Regions from separate parts of the Mus musculus genome. Here region 1 is linked to region 2. Evidence: chromatin loops called from intact Hi-C (ENCODE). Cell type or tissue: gastrocnemius. All regions are shown on one strand. Links, peaks and the distances in the headings refer to the core of each region. The heading gives the core; the rest is flanking DNA.

What was found. Peaks named below come from ENCODE experiments on the same cell type or tissue, not always from the same donor. Only the 100,000 strongest peaks of a DNase experiment are listed, where the experiment ranks them.
Region 1: it touches region 2 in a loop (8-fold over the local background); 31 of 42 quality-filtered maps call a loop at or near these places.

What each region holds. Positions count from the first base shown.
Region 1 is chr14:121,861,726-121,869,809 of GRCm38, reverse strand. No RefSeq gene overlaps it. Among named protein-coding and RNA genes, the nearest start is that of Ubac2, 13 kb to the left of the region's middle. In gastrocnemius, for the core only: a CTCF peak has its summit at 4,436 (motif pointing left); a DNase peak (open chromatin) is centred at 4,447.
Region 2 is chr14:122,056,351-122,064,434 of GRCm38, reverse strand. No RefSeq gene overlaps it. Among named protein-coding and RNA genes, the nearest start is that of Timm8a2, 26 kb to the right of the region's middle. In gastrocnemius, for the core only: a CTCF peak has its summit at 3,539 (motif pointing right); DNase peaks (open chromatin) are centred at 3,555 and 4,139; H3K27ac peaks cover 184 bases.

The sequences.
Region 1 (8,084 bases), core at 3,136-5,635, 200 kb after region 2:
ACACACGCACACACACCATTCATTCTGTTTCTCTGGAAAACGCTAATACACAATCTCATTTCCTTTTGTTTATTAGTACCCTGCATTGGAATGCCAGTCTTACCGACTTACTTCCTGAGAGCTGGTGCCCATGTACTCAGCTCTCCAAATAGAGGGTCCTCTTGATAATCCTCTGTCACTCTGATGGTCCCACACACAAGTCACTGTGTGCTCTGACTGGTGACATTAGCCAGTCACAGCCCTCCCCAAATCATGTCTGCAGTTGGACAGGGCTGCCCTCAGCTTTCTATAGTACTAACTCAAAATTTTCTCTGGGCTGGGTCCTGGACCCTTCGATTCCTGTGGCTCATGGATGTACAGAAGTGTGGAGAGATGAACTATGTTCCAAAAGAGTCTTGGCAAGCCTGCTGTGAGAGTCTCCTTTATATAACAGTGATGTCATATGTGTGTAAAATGTGGAACTGATTAAAAACCTGAGAGCCTGATTCTTGGATTTGTCAAATGCTCCTTATTCTGTTGGGATGCAGGTCCTATAAAGGAGTGGTCACACAATGAGAACCTGGCCAACAGCCAAGAAGAAACAAAGGAATAACAAACAGCCATTGTGAGCCAGCAGATGTTTGGTGTGTTGTTTTGTTTTGTTGTTCTGGGGATGCTAGGGAATGCTCTTCCATAGAGCCAGCACCCACATTTGTAAGTTAGATTTTTCCCTGGGCAACCTGCCCCGTGGAGAGTAGAACTGGGAAGACTCAGTGTGGGGTCCAAGGACAGTGTGTATGTATGCAAAAGATGGGGTCTGACATTAACTGACCTTCCCTGGTCACCCATGTGCCCTCCTGGCCTCTGCGCTGTGACTTCTGTTGTTGATGATCACTATGCCCCTGGCACTGAGTCTTCTTGACTTGGCTTTTGTTTCATACAGTGGTCTCCAGCAAAGCCAATCCACTGCTCACCATGACCCCAGCATTCATGCGGTATCCTTGATTTTCTGAACACCTCACAGCCTTCTCTTCTCTAGAATAAATATTTCTGCGACTTTCCAATCTTTTGATCACACGCTCATGTTATTTTGAATCCTCTCCAGTTTTTCCTTATTACTCTGACACTAGGGAGTTTAAATGAGTTTACCTAGACTAGAGGTTTAACAGCCACTGATCCAGATGCATTCATGATGGTACCCAGTGAACTCTAGCTAATCCTTGACTCTCAACTTCTAGAGGAAGAAAAAGGGGACTCCACTTCCATCTGTTAAGAAATCCAAAGGTTGGATTGGCAAGGAAAGTAATCTACCTGCGTTTTAAAGATAAAAGGTAGCCGGGTGTGGTGGCGCACGCCTTTAATTCCAGCACTCCTGAGGCAGAGGCAGGCGGATTTCTGAGTTTAAGGCCAGCCTGGTCTACAGAGTGAGTTCCAGGACAGCCAGAGCGACACAGAGAAACCCTGTCTCGAAAAACCAAAAAAAAAAAAAAAAAAGATAAAAGGTATTGAATTTTAAAGGTATTATTATTTCAAAGCAAACATGATTGTGCTTGTTTGTAATCCCAAGAATTTGGGGAGAATGAAGCAGATAAGGCCAGGAGTAGCGGTGCACAGCTGAAATCCCTGCACCTCGAGAGGGAGATAGAGGTAAGATGATAACTTTGGGACCAGCCTCACCTACATAGCAAGTTCTAGGCCAGCCAGGGAAACATACACATAGATATCCTGTCCCAAACAAAACAAAAAGAGTTCAAGGCAAGTTTGGGCTACATAATAAGACCCTGGAAAAAGTGAGTCCAAGCAAAGACACATTAGAACTTTCTTTTCTACTAGTTTATATCATTTCCCGCTCAGGACAGGGCATGAAGCTAAGTTGGTAGATCGTTTGCCTAGCAAGCCTTTGATCCCATTCCTGACACCTCAGGATGTAATGCCACCTACCTGTGATTAGAGCACTCAGCAGGTACAGGCAAGAGGACCGGAAGTTCGAGGCCAGCCTGGGCTACATAAGATCCTGTCTCAAAACAAACAACAAAAAAAAACAAAGCACGAATTCCAGCACACCAAATCTGAAAAAGTCAGTGCCTCAATAGTGATATTAAAAAGAAATTATTTATATAATAATATCAGTGTCATATTTTAATTGTCTTAAAGATGGGTGTTACACACATAAGATATAAACAGGTAATTATGTCATGTATATTGTTCATGTACCTTGCCATACTGTCAGAATGTTCTCCTGGAGAGCAAGGTAGTGTGTGCACTGGAGGTGTCATGCTTGGGGCCTAGCTTCCAGCCCAAGCCCCATGCTCCCTAACCAGACCTACAGTGCTCCCTAGCCAGACCCTACAGTGCTCCCTAACCAGACCCTACAGTGCTCCCTAGCCAGACCCTACAGTGCTCCCTAGTCAGACCCTACAGTGCTCCCTAGCCAGACCCTACAGTGCTCCCTAGAGTTTCTGAACCCCTCCTCCCCTCTGTTTCCTCACTTGCTCTTTTTATTTTTCTTTTTTAAAGTGACATCTCTACTTACTATTTTTTAAAGATTTATTTATTTTTAACCTGGATCCTCTCCAAAATCAGCAAATATTCTTAATCAGCGAGCTGTCTCTTCAGCCCCTGTTATCTCTCCCTTGTAAATGTCCTATACTTATATGGTATATTATGATCACATCTCGCTAGCACCACTCTCTCCAGCTTCTCTTAGTGTCCCCGCCCCTTGACCCCCTCCCACTTCATGGTCTTTTCTCTTCTTGTTCCTTAACAATCCCCGAGTCTCACTAGTGGCACCCTGAGTGCTCAGGAGGGTGGGGTCACCCAATAGGGCATCCACAGGCTCTCTGCCAATAGCCACGACCCCAGAGAAAAGTGACTGTCCTTCTCTCAGCAGACATCAGGTTCCATTAGCTCCTCTAGGAGGGGGTGGACCTTTGGGCCCTGGGTTCTCTCTCTTGGGTCAGGGGAGTGATGGTAATGAGAATATTTGCCTCCAGGGACTTTCCTGGGCATTTAAATACATTAACAAACATTTAAAAGCACACACTCATAACTGCCTTCACACACACGTGCTTCCTGCTGTTGCTGTTACCATCAGTAACATCACTCTCTCTGAGCAAGGAAGTGTATCAAGTCCATTTCTCCAAGAACACTCAAGGGATAGTTTGTTTCTAGAGTCGACGCTAGAAATGAGCACCTAGAACAGAGAGATCCTGCCATTTGAAGGAGCAACAGCACAGCAGCATGGTTCTCTGGGGGAGACAAGCTGCTCTCCCAGAGATGTCCTCAGGCTGTAATAACACAGAGAAAGCAGAAATGCATTCTCACCTTCCTTTACCTCCACCATACGTCTGTTTGTATTGATGACATCACTCACCTGTTTGAAGTCTAAGTGGGACAAGGTACATTCATGTCTGCAGGCATTGTCAGTGAGGGAAGGAGGCTGGTGAGAAACACACACACACACACACACACACACACACACACACACACACACGCACACACGCTTGCGCACAGGCTCACACCTTTTATTGTACAGTAAGTCTCCACTTACATAATAAAAGGTGTTCTCTTCCGGGTGATTTACTTTACATTTTACTACTTTTAGAGGCACAGAGAGAGAGAGAGAGAGAGAGAGAGAGAGCTGATCTGTTGGGATTTTCAGCCACACATACAAGCTAGCAACCATCCTTAAAGTTGTCGGAGCAATGGGGCTGGGTGTGTACTGTGTGTCGGTGCTTGGCATGATTTGAGTGTGAGACGTCCCCCACAGGCCACGTGCTTGAGTACTTGGCTTCTAGTGTGTGGCACACTGTTTTGGGAGGTTGTAGAATCTCTGAAATGGGAGACATGGCAGGCAGAGGTAGGTAACTAGGGGTGAACCACTGTTTCCAGCCTCAGGTTTCAATGATAAGAATGTAATTAATGCCACCCAGCTCAGCACTTAAAACGCTTGGATGGCAAATTTTATTTACCACATTTAAATATTTTTAAATGGACTAGATAAAAATTAAAGCTAGAGAAACAGGAGGGCGCCCCCTCCCTCACACCTGATCTGTCACATGTCCCCTTGTTCCCCTTGTGAGGCCTATCTCAACTCACCTTGGTGAGTAACACTGGCCAGGCTTCGCTCAGTGGATTCCTACCTACCAGTTACCCTTGGCCCTGAAGCCCTCCAGTGCATATGTGCAAGGGTGGCCATCCCTTCCCTTAGTCACATAAATAGTAAATTAGATACTATCTAATATGGAATATTTACATGTATGTCCACACCTACTATCATCTACAATCAATATTATATTATCCATACTATTATAAGTTTTCCACTTACAGATGAAGAGCCTAGAGCCCAAGAAAGTTAGAGCCTAAGAAAGAAAGGTTTTGAGGTCACCTTTGTAAAGTGGAGAAAATGAGTCTGAAACCAGCTGAGGCAGAACCTGTGCCTTTAGACACAGGACTCTATTGCCCCCTAGCGGAACCCCTTGTCTAATCTTGTCTCTCTCCAGCAGAGCTCCTTGCAGTGGTCAAGAAACTCATGGATTGACTCTAGCTGCATATGTATCAAAAGATGGCCTAGTCAGCCATCACTGGAAAGAGAGGCCCATTGGACACACAAACTTTATATGCCCCAGTACAGGGGAACGCCAGGGCCACAAAAATGGGAATGGGTGGGTAGGGAAGTGGGGGGGGAGGGTATGGGGGACTTTTGGGATAGCATTGGAAATGTAATTGAGGAAAATACATAATAAAAAAAAAAAGAAACTCATGGATTTATGTGTCCTGGTTACCCATGCATACATACATCCCCAGCCTTATTCCTATTCAAACCCCACCCTACCCCAAAGAAGTAATTTCACAACCAAGTCTATTCCTTATTATGCAGAGCTCCTTGGAGTAGTCAAGAAACTTCTGGATTTATCCATCCTGGATACTTTTGGAGTAAACATCCCTCCATGTTTCTGGCTTGATCTGACTATGCCAGATACACTGGACAGCTGGCTGGTTTCTCCGCCTTCCTTTGGTTCTTCTGTTGTTTAACCTTAAACCCTTGTTCTTATGGAAACTTTGTTTCAGAGGACTGAGGCTCAGAAACAGACACTCCCAGAAAAACATGCATCCCCGTTGTTTTCTCTGTATGTAGCACCAGCTCACCCTATTCTGTGGCTCTTTTATGTTCTTGGTCTGCTGTGATTTTAGAGCAATACAAACATGTCATGTTGTGGGAGGTGCAATAACAAGGTGCTAAATCTTGAGTCCTCTGTTCTCCACCTTTGTGATGGCAGATTGGCAGACATGTTGTCTTGGGACACTGAGAAGTTTACAGACAACATCAGCCCTTTGCCACCCCGGGCATTATAGGGTATTAGTATCAGCATCCTTTCTTCACCCAGACATGACAGTGATTTTTGTGACCATATGAATCTCACAAAAGGTCTGAGGTTTTAGTTTTATGTTTGCTTCCATGAGTGAGTGACAGTCTGATGGGTGGAGATGTCTCACAATCACCTCCAAGCAGGCAGTTGTCCTTGTACATCATGAAAATAAGATGGTAAGTTTTTTGTGTGTGTTTATTTGTTTGTATTTTACAGCTAGAGTGACAGACACTCTTCACAGATCACATCTGAATATTAGAGTCCTGTAAACCATAAAAAGAAAGAGGCTGCCAGAACCAGTTTTACATCTATTCAATTGGTCGGGGACATCTTGCCTTAGTGACACACCTTGAGAGTGGGCAGCACATCTTCAGGTCAGATGGACACTCAGATGCACTCAGGCTGGACAAAGGGGCCATCCCAGATACTTGGTAGAGCACAGGTAGCAGGTGACACTAGTTGCAGCGTCCGTCCTGTCTACTCTAAAGCAGATCCCTCACTTGTTAGGGTAATAAGGGGAGGAAGGAGGACCTAAGCCATGTAACACAGACTGGATAAACAAATGGCACACACTTGCCCCTCCCCATGACCCATCTGACCATGCCCTGATGTTTTATTCTTTGGCTTTTCTTTTTGAGACAGGTTCTCTTGTATTCCATATTTGCCCCAAGCTCCTCATGTAGCTGTGAAGGGGAATTTTATCAATGTGACATACTTGGGAAAAGGGACCCTCAATTGAAGCATTGCCTCCATCAGATTGGCAAAGACATGCAGTGGCATTTTCCTTACTACTAATTGGCATAGGAGCAGTGCCATCCCTGGGCAGGTGGGCCTGGGCTGTATAAGAAGGATAACTGAGTGAGCCATGGGAAGCAAGGCAGTAAGCAGTGCTTCTCCATGGTCTCTGCTTCAAGTTCCTGCATTGAACTGCAGTCCTAGTTTCCCTCAAGGTAGATGGCAACCTGTGAGCCAGACAAACGCTTTCCTTCCCAAGTTGTGTTTGGCCTTAGTGTTTGTCACGGCCACAGAGAGCAAGCTGGAACAGTAACCTTGAACCCTGACTCTCTTACCTCCGCCTCTTGAGAGCTGGAATTACAGGCATGAACCACCACACCTAGTTTCTGGGAATTAAACCCAGGGCTTCAGGCTTGACAGGCAAAGGCTCTAGCAAACTGAGCTACAAACATAGCTCCCTTCCTTGGTTGCTTTCATTTCTTTAACTTTGGGGAATTATCATAAACTATGCATACAGCTTGCTGTCTTAACCAATCTATGTGTGCAGTTCTTCAACATTAAATTCATTCATGATGTCAGGCAACAACAACTTCTGGTGTTTCCAAATCTTTTCATCATCCCATACTGAGACCCATTTCACTTGCATTCCCAACCCTCCACTCCACCCACGCCCAGCTCACCTTGCTCTACTTTCTATCTTTAAAATGTTATATATTCTACAAACCTCACAGACAGGGGTTCACATAACTCTGGCTGGCTTCTCTCCCTTAATGTATCTCTAAGGTTCATTCATGTTGTAGCATACATCAGAATGAATTTCTCTCTCAAGGCATACACACCATGTTTTCTTCACAGATGTATTTGTCCCTTGACCCTTGGACTCTCTTTTCGTTTTTTGCTGTTACCAAAAATGTGCTACAATGTACCTCATTTGCAAGCATAGCCCGTTAATTCTTGTATGCTATTATACAAGAACCTGCATAACAATGCTTTCTTTTTACCTGTTGGCATTCAGAGCTTAACAATATCAATACTGTAGTCCCAGCAGTGGGGCTGACCTGGAAGATCAGAAGTTTGAGGTCATTCTCAGCTACCTAGTGAGGATGAGGTCATCCCAGGCTTTGTGAGATTCATTCATTCATTCATTCATTCATTCATTCATGCATTCATTCGTTCATAGCCTAAAATACTTACTGACAGACTTTTTACAGAAAAAAAAGTATTGACCTCTAGTCTAAGGGTGAGGTTAGTACAGAGACTGTCCTGACAGAACCCAAATCTCCCCCACTTGTTAAAGGGGCAGAGCAGGAAATCTCTGGGGCATGGTGGGAGTGACAGCTTGGTCTGGATTAGCTTGCAAGGGAGGTTGTAGCAAGTACCATAGACTGGGTGTTTGGATAATAAAGTCTGCTTTTCCTGTGGTAGAAGTCTGAGATGAAGAGTGGGCGTATTTGGCTTGTGTAAGCCACCTTCTTCTCGTTTTGTATTCTCAGGATCCTCCACCTGGGTGTCTCTGTCCTAGTGTCCCACCATGAGACCAGTCATGCTGAACCAGGAGACCCTCTAAGAATCTCTCTAGCTGTCCCTTTAAGAGTGGTGTCTTTTAAAACAGACATGTTCTTAAGGACCAAGACTTAGAACATCAACATGCAAATTATAAAGAGACACAAGTGGGCCAGTGAAAGCCCATACTTCCTGCAAGACCCATCAATCCTCCAACAGCACAACACATTCCTTCCCCAAACTGGTACTGATGGTTTTACAAGTGAAGAGATAATATGAAAATATCTTCTTGGCATTGTAGATATTGACTTCCAGCAAGGCAGAGCTGCCAGCAAAAACAACTTACTTTCTAGGGCTTCTTCCTCCTCCTCCCTCTCCCCCTCCCCCTCCTGCTGCTGCTGCTCCTCCTCCCCTCCCCCTCCCTCCTCCTGCTGCTGCTCCTCCTCCCCTCCCCCTCCCCCCTCCTGCTGCTCCTCCTCCTCCTCCTCCTCCTCCTCC
Region 2 (8,084 bases), core at 2,549-5,048:
TTGAGAATGTGACAGAGCATGCAGCGCTCCCTTCAGCATGGTGAGACCCACAGCAGACATGTCCCCATTTTGCTGTAACACAGGTAAACATGCCTCCACCAATGGATTTGGAAGAGCTTTAGGGGTTTTTCCTGTACTTATAAGAACATGCCATGTATGAACAGTATTTGGGGCAACTTGAATCCATCTTCACAGGCCTTAGTCATGCATTTTGCCTTCAGAATTAACTACTTCTTATTCCCTTTGAGGTGAGAACTGTACTGTGTGTGGATAGAGTTCTGGTAAAGCCAGCGGGACATTTCCTTGGAATAATGTTTGTAAATGCCTAAAGTAAAGCAAAGAGTGGATGAATTACTGTATGGAAATACAGAGACACTAGCACTGGAGTGCAGAATAAACGTGTTTGTGATTTAATAACTTATTAAACAATTAGTAAATTATAATTTCAAAGTTATGAGACATTAAACATAAAAAAGGAGAAATGTTCAGATCTCTATAGCAATGGCAATCTGTATGTAAACACCTGTGGTTTTTGCCAGCGGAAAAGCAGTAGAGGATGTGTTGAGGAAGTTCTCACAGCTGCCAATAACAATACACCACAAACAGGGTGGCTTAAAGTGAGATTTTCATGCTCCTGCTCGCCTGGGAGATGAAGTTCTAAACTCTAGGTGTAGTCAGGACCATGCTCTCTCCAGGGCTCCTGTTTCATCCAGCTTCCGGTGAGCCTGGGATTTCCATGGCTCATGGCTAGACTACTCCATCTTTGCTTCTGTCTTCATGGACTTGTCTATATAGCTTTCATTATGACACGGGACATCCTGAACGGTACCCAGGGAACAGCTATTTCAAGGCAATAAGCATTCACTGTGGTCACTGTGTCCTGCTGTGATCAGAGAGGATGCCCTCGCTGCTGAGCAGGATCCAGACAGCATTGTCAGGTAGCATGGTGCTTTGTGCGATCAACCCCAGGCTTCTAGCATTCCAGAGATCAAGGCAAAGCAGAGACATTTAGATAGGAAGAGTATCTTGTACTGAGGCTTGTAGAACTTGGTTTGGGTCTAGGATGTTGGGAGAATGAGAACCATCAAGACAAATATCAGATGTCAGGAACAGAATAAGATGAAATAAAACCCCAGAAAGATGTTTGATACATAGCTTAAAAGTTGCACTATTTTATTAAGTACACACACACAGAGCCACCTTGGCCATTGTAACATAAGCTAGGGTCATATGAAGAAGAGAACCTCGGTGGGAAAATGCTTCCACAATACTGGCCCATAGGCAACCCTAGGCATTTTCTTGAGTAGTGATTGATGTCGGAAGGCCCAGTCCACAGTGGACAGTGCCACCTTCAGCAGGCAGTCCAGAGATGTCTACGAAAGCAGGCTGAGCCCGTCATGAGGAGGGAGCCAGAGAGCAGCATTTCTTCAGTTCGTGCTTCTAGGTTCCGGCCCTACTCAGTGACTATAAAGTGCAAGATGAAATAAACCTTTTCCTCTCCAGGTTGGGTTGGGTCAGAATTTTTATCACAACAACTTCTCAAGAGGCACACACCACAGTGCTTTACTTTTGACGTAGGTGTTTGAGATTTGAATTTCAATTTTGGATGGCAAGTGAACCTTACTTACTCACTGAGCCACCTGTCCAGCCTGAAGAATTAAAAAAAAATTTTTTTTTTACTTTTTTGTTTTATGTGTATGACTTTTGGCTGTGTGTACATGGGCGCATCGTATGCATGACTGGTGCCAACAGAGGGCAGGAGAGGGCATCGGATCCCAGGAACTAGAGTCATGGGTAGTCGTGAACTGCTGTACCAATATGGAGAATGGTGCTCAGGACCCCTGGGTGAACAGCAAAGGGCTCTTAAGTGCTGACCTATCTCTCTCTCCAGCACTAACACTTCCCCCACCCCTGGTGGAGGCGGGGATTGACTTTTAGAGACAGGATCTCACTGTGTACCACTGACTGGCCTAGGACTTGTTCTGTAGGCCAGGCTGTCCTCAAATCAAAACCACCTGCTTCTGCCTCCTGAGTGCTGGGATTAAAGGGATGTTATTCTACCACCACTGTGCTCAGCTCTGGGTGATCTTTACTAACTTATTTTTGATGTGTAAGAGTTTCTCTGGTGGTGGCTACATGGCAGGCACATAGCCCAGGATGTCTTTGCCTGAATCCCCAGCTTCATATGTCACTGGATTCTTGCAGTTGCAATGCTGCCAAAGTCCTTCACTCATGTTATGGACCAGACAGATCCTGCAGTCTATTTGAAGTGTTTGGATCAGCTGTGATCCCGGCTGTGATATCCCAGTGATGAATGAACGTGGTGTCTTGTCAGGAGGCATTTCCTGACAGTTTAGTTCTGTTTATTTTTTGGTGGTGATCTAAGAAAATGGCCAGGTCTGGTGGCTCAGGTCTGTACTCTCAGCTACTCAGGAAGCTGAGGCAGGAGGATCACAAATTCAGTGCCCGCCTAGGGTACAGAGTAAGTTCAAGACTAGCCTGGGCAGCTGAGAGAGCAGTGTGCCCTCAGTTGGCTCTCTCTGTGGGAGCCCCAGTGTGTCCCTGGACTGGCTTTCTCCATGGGAGCCCTGGGCTTCTGCAGGGTCTGCCCTGGGCTGTCAAAGGTCACCATCTCTACTGTGTCACTACTTCAGTCTCTCAAATGGAGGATCCTTTTCATTCCACTGCTCTAAGTTGAGCCAGTGAAGTACTGTACCATTAAGCTATACCCCAGTAGACTTCATTAACTAAAAATAATTTTCTTTGCAAAGAATCCACACAGAGCTCGCTTTAGAGAAATACTGTTGTTGTTGCCTCGTGGGGTCAGTGGCTAAGAGCAAGGGATTAGCCCTGTAGTGAAGTTCTGGCCTGTTTCCTAAGCTGTGTGACTCATCCTGAGAAACAGCTTTCTAGTCTATATATGGAAATTCATCCAATGAAGTTCTTAGAGTATTTTTTTTTAAGATTTTAAATTTATTTTAGCTGGGTGGCGGCGGCACGTGCCTTTGACCTAAGCACTCAGGAGGCAGACATTGGCAGATCTCTGCGTTTGAGGCCCACCTGGTCTACAGGGTTCCAAGAGTGCCAAGGTTACACAGAGAAACCCTGTCTTGAAAAAAAAATAAATTTATTTTTTATTTTATGTATATGAGTGTTTTGTCTGCATGTGTCAAGTGTGTGCAGTACCGGTGTGTAGCACACATATGTGTACTGTATAGACATAGGTGTGAGGGCCCCAAAACAGGCCTTGGATCCTCTGAACTGTAGTTACAGATGGTTATGAACTGCTGGCTGGGTGCTTGCAACCAAATCCTAGTCATTTACAATACAGAAAGTTGTCTTAGCTGCTCAGCCTGTTGTAACTGATTTGTGAAAGGAGGCTTATAGAAGACTTCCCCAGCACACTGCCAGGCTACAAGCTGATATTACATTACCATCACAACTACAATAGTCAACCAATTACACTAAAAATACGGCTAACCAAGGAGAATCTGCTGCCTTCTCACAGTGTGCCCGCCATGCTCTGTTTCTGCCACCAGGGGGCATAGGATGAACCCAAAGTATTGAGAAAGCCAATCTGGTACTTCCCCTTGGGGGCAGTCTAAAGTTGCATGCCTGGGTGCCTCAGGGTGTATCCTGGATCTCCACTTCAGGTTCTAAAGGCCAGACTTTATCTGTGGCAATATTAGCTGCTAACTGCGTGTTTGCTAGGCTGTTAGGGAAGTCTGGGGTGTGTGTTTGTGTGTGTGCTTGCACATTTAAGTATATTCTTTTTTTATGTTCATATTCTTTTTTGTTTTATTGTGTTATTTTATTTTATTTATTTACATTTCAAATGTTATCCTCTTTCCTGGTTTCCTCTCTGCAAACCCCCCTATTCCATCCCCCTTACCCTGCTTCTATGAGGGTGCTCCCCCCCCCCCCCCCCCCCGCCACCTACCCACTCCCACCTCCCTGCCCTAGCATTCCTCTACACTGGAGTATCAAGTCTTCATAGAACCAAGGGCCTCCTCTCCCATTGATGCCAGACAAGGCCCCTTCAGCTCTTTCAGTCCTTCTCCTAACTCCTCCATTGGGGTCCCTGTGCTCAGTCCAATGGCTGGCTGTGAGCCTCCGCAACTGTATTGGTCAGGATCTGGCAGAGCCTCTCAGGAGACAGCTGTATCAGCCTCCTGTCAGCAAGCACTTCTTGGCATCTGCAATAGTGTCTCGGTTTGGTGTATGCATGTGAGATGGATCCCCAGATGGGGCAGTCAGTCTCTGGATGGCCTTTCCTTCAGTCTCTGCTCCACTCTTTTCCCCTGTTTTTCCTTTAGACAGGAGCAATTCTGGGTTAAAATTCTGGAGATGGGTGGGTGGCCTAGAAAATATCCAGAGTGAGGTAACTCAGTCACAAAAGATCACACATGGTATGTACTCACTGGTAAGTGGGTACTAGGCAAAGGTTGTGGAATACCTACAATACAACTCACAGACCAAATGAAGCTCAAGAGGAAGGAAGATCAAAGAATGGATGCTTCTGTCCTACTTAGAAGGGGGAACAAAATAATCAAGAGAGGTAGAGGGTGGGAGGGACTTGGGAGGAAGAGAAGACGGGGAGGAGAAAAGAGGGGCAGAATCAGGTATGGGAGGAGACGAGGATGATATACAGAGGGTCAGGAAATTGAGCAGAGGAGTGTAGCAGTGGGGGATGGGGAATTGGGGGTAGCAACCAGAAAGCCCCATATGCCAGGAAAGCAAAAACCTCCTAGGACCCTACAGGGATGACATTAGCTAAAATACCCCACAAAGGGGAGGGAGAACCTGTCAAGACCATATCCAGAGTTTAGGCATGGCCTCCTGGTTGAGGGATGGGGCCACCCACCCACCTCCAAAATTTTAACCCAGAACTGCTCCTAAGTATATTCTTTTTAAAAAAAAATTATTAGATATTTTCTTCGTTTACATTTCAAATGCTATCCCAAAAGTCCCCTATACCCTCCCCCGGCCCTGCTCCCCTACTCACTCACTCCTACTTCTTGGCCCTGGAGTTCCCCTGTACTGGGGCAGATAAGGTTAGCAAGACCAAGGGGCCTCTCTTCCCATCCTAAGTATATTCTTCATATTTGGTATATCTCCAGGTAAAGGATAGAGCAGAACCACAATGAGAAAAGCTTGAACAGCGGCAGACCTAGCCCAGAAGGAAGCTGAGCAACTCTGAACTTGAGGCATCCTCACACCACAGAGATGCATACACACTGTACGCAAGCAAACCTGCAGACCCCTACATGCACTGGAAGGGCAGCTGGACTCATCAGCACGGGACTGGGATGAGAGGCTGATAGGGAGAAGACGTGAGGGGTCAGAAGACCCTGTCTGCTCTGCCCTCAGAGCCACACACCACAGCTGCAGCTCCATTCATATTTTTGGTGTGAAAACTAGGAAGAGTGTCCGAAACCAAGAGACCCGCTGGAGGCCCGTGAGACTCAAGAAGTGTCTGTGTGGCTTTTTTTTTTTTTTTTAAGGCTGCCATCATGGATTGAATGAACTTGTCCAGCCAGGCAAACCCTCAGGAGGCCTAGGACTGCCTAGTTAGGTGCCCAGGCTGGAACAAGCATAGAGAGGAAGGGGTGGCATCTGCAAGGTGAACCACTTTGATTAATCTGCCTTGATTGGCTCTGTGAGACTGTGACCTGAGGAGAAGCCTAACGTGAGGTTCACGACTACAATCACCTCGGCAAGAATGAAACCAAACCCATCGTATTTCTTCAATCAGGTAACAGAGTGCAAAACCTCCGGCTTAGCAGACCAAGGACTTCTGTGTTGTCTGTCCATTTTATCCGGCCACAGAGGAGGCTGAGATGCCTCTTCGACTGTGGCTTTAAAGAAGAGTGGGTTACACTGCGAGCAAGGCAGGCGTGTGAGACAAGATGGGGTACGCCCAGCAGTTCATCTGTTGAGAGAGAAAGGCTGCTGGAGTGGCTATGCTTGAGGAAGCCATGAGAAAGTTGAGTGGCCACTCAGGTCCCCTGAGGGGCTATCACATTGCACACACAAGCAGTAGTGTGTGAGGGACCTGACTCCATCTGTACTGGATGCTGGTTCTGGCTCTCTGTGGAAACAGGAGCTTAGGTGTGCCTCTCCCTCCCCCTCCCCTCCCACGTGGTTGTGCAGGGGGTGGGGGTGGGGGTGTCTCACAACACCACTTATCTCCCTGTAGCCTAGAGCCATTTGAAGAACTGATGAAGACTGCAGTTCTGGGGAGTCCAAATGTGCCCCAGCAAACACTGCTTACTGTAAGGCAGCCCATGACATCAGCAAGTAGACCATGGGCTGCTGGGAAACCCCACTCAAACCTGGCTTTTTGTCCCCAGTAGGAGCCTAGTTACCCAGTACTCCACAATGCCTGGGGAGTGACAGGGCCTTTCTAACATATGACTCTGACCAGTGGCTACATCCTTCCTCTTGTGACAGAGCACGGGTGCTCACTGACACCTGTTAGTCTGACTAACAAGGTATCTTGGCTGGGCTATTCCACCACAGGGATGCTTTCCCTTAAGCTCTGAAGCCTGCACGGCCCTGATCAAAACACAGGCAGAGCTGGTCTCTTCTCATCATCTCTGAGTCTCTGCCTGCCATTCTTTGTGTCCCAGTCATCTTTTCTTAAAGAAGGCATCAGCACCTGCCTCTTAGATTCTGGTCCATGCATTTGACCTCTTTATTTTGTTTGTTTGTTTGTTTGATTGACTGATTGATTGATTGATTGATTGATTTCCTTTACACACATTCTCAGGGTGTTGGAATTTAGACTTTAACACCTGTAATGGTGCTGGAAGTAGCAGAGAAATACACATTACTGATGAGGGTCCAGCCTGTGTTAGCCCTCAGAGGAGAGGGCTTTCTCAGCCCACCCCCCCACCAATATGAGTCTCATCCTTCCTGCTCAGGTCCCCTTGGAGGGAACAAATCCCTATTCTACGTGACTTTAGCTCTGGCTAAGACCTCCAGGCAGCTTTATACACACCGGAAGAGCCCAGGGATGTGGCACTCTACCTGCTCGAGGCAGTGAAGATATTTTGTCACCACTGGGGTCAGAAGGTCTGTCCTTTCTGGAATGCAGACGCTAGGGCTGTTTGGAGATGCACACGTCAAGCACAGAAAGACATGACCAATCCTTATCAATTTTGGAAAGATTTCTTCATGCAGCCAACAAATGGTTCCCAGAGGGCAAATCCACACCAGGTACAGATGCTATCATTTCACCGCAAACCAGCGAGTGCCCAGCAGTCTCCTGGAGTTTCTACTTTCAAGAGGCGGGAACGCAGGTGGAAGCTGAACCCAGAAATGTTTCTTGTGAAAGCCTCCACCTGTCCTGGGAGCTGGGAACCCCCTGGTTTCGTCTGCAGAGGGTTCCTGGGTAGTTTCCTGTTTCAATCCCACAGCCGGGGAAATTTCTGCTTTTTGCTTCTCTGAACTCTTGAGCAGAGCTACACATGTTCTTGACATGGGATTTTCCTGGTTAAAGGAAAGTTCTGTGCCCTTGTTCATGTGTCTCTGTAGATCCTGAAAAGGCCAGACCAAAGGTCACTTCCCATGAGAAAGCCTATCTGACTTTCCAACTGCCCCCATGCACTCTTGGTTGTGACTCATGGAACCTCCACCCCAGACAGTCTCTGCTGTGTTCATCCTTGGTCCCGCCTTGGGCCACCACAGAAAAAGTGGTCAGTTATGTTTGCAGGACACAAAAAGTCAAGTGTGAAGGCCCTAATGGGACACCTTTATTTGCTGGGAGCTAGACCTTGAGAGTCCACACCCAGGATGTTTTCTGATATCCAGAAATGTAGCTCTCAGAGCACATGCTTTCAAAGGAGCAGTGAACATCACCAGTCTTTAGACATACTAGCAATAACAAAGCACCTGCTATGGTTTTGATATAACGTGGTCTTCCCTAAAGGCTAACACATTAAAGGTGTGATTCAGAGGTGGGACTTTTGGGAAGCGACTGGCTATGGGCTCATCAATGGAATAATCAATTAACGGACTCATGATTTAGAGGCACGTTTGGGTGGCAGTGGGTGCTGCCTGGCTAGGAGGAAGAAGCTCAC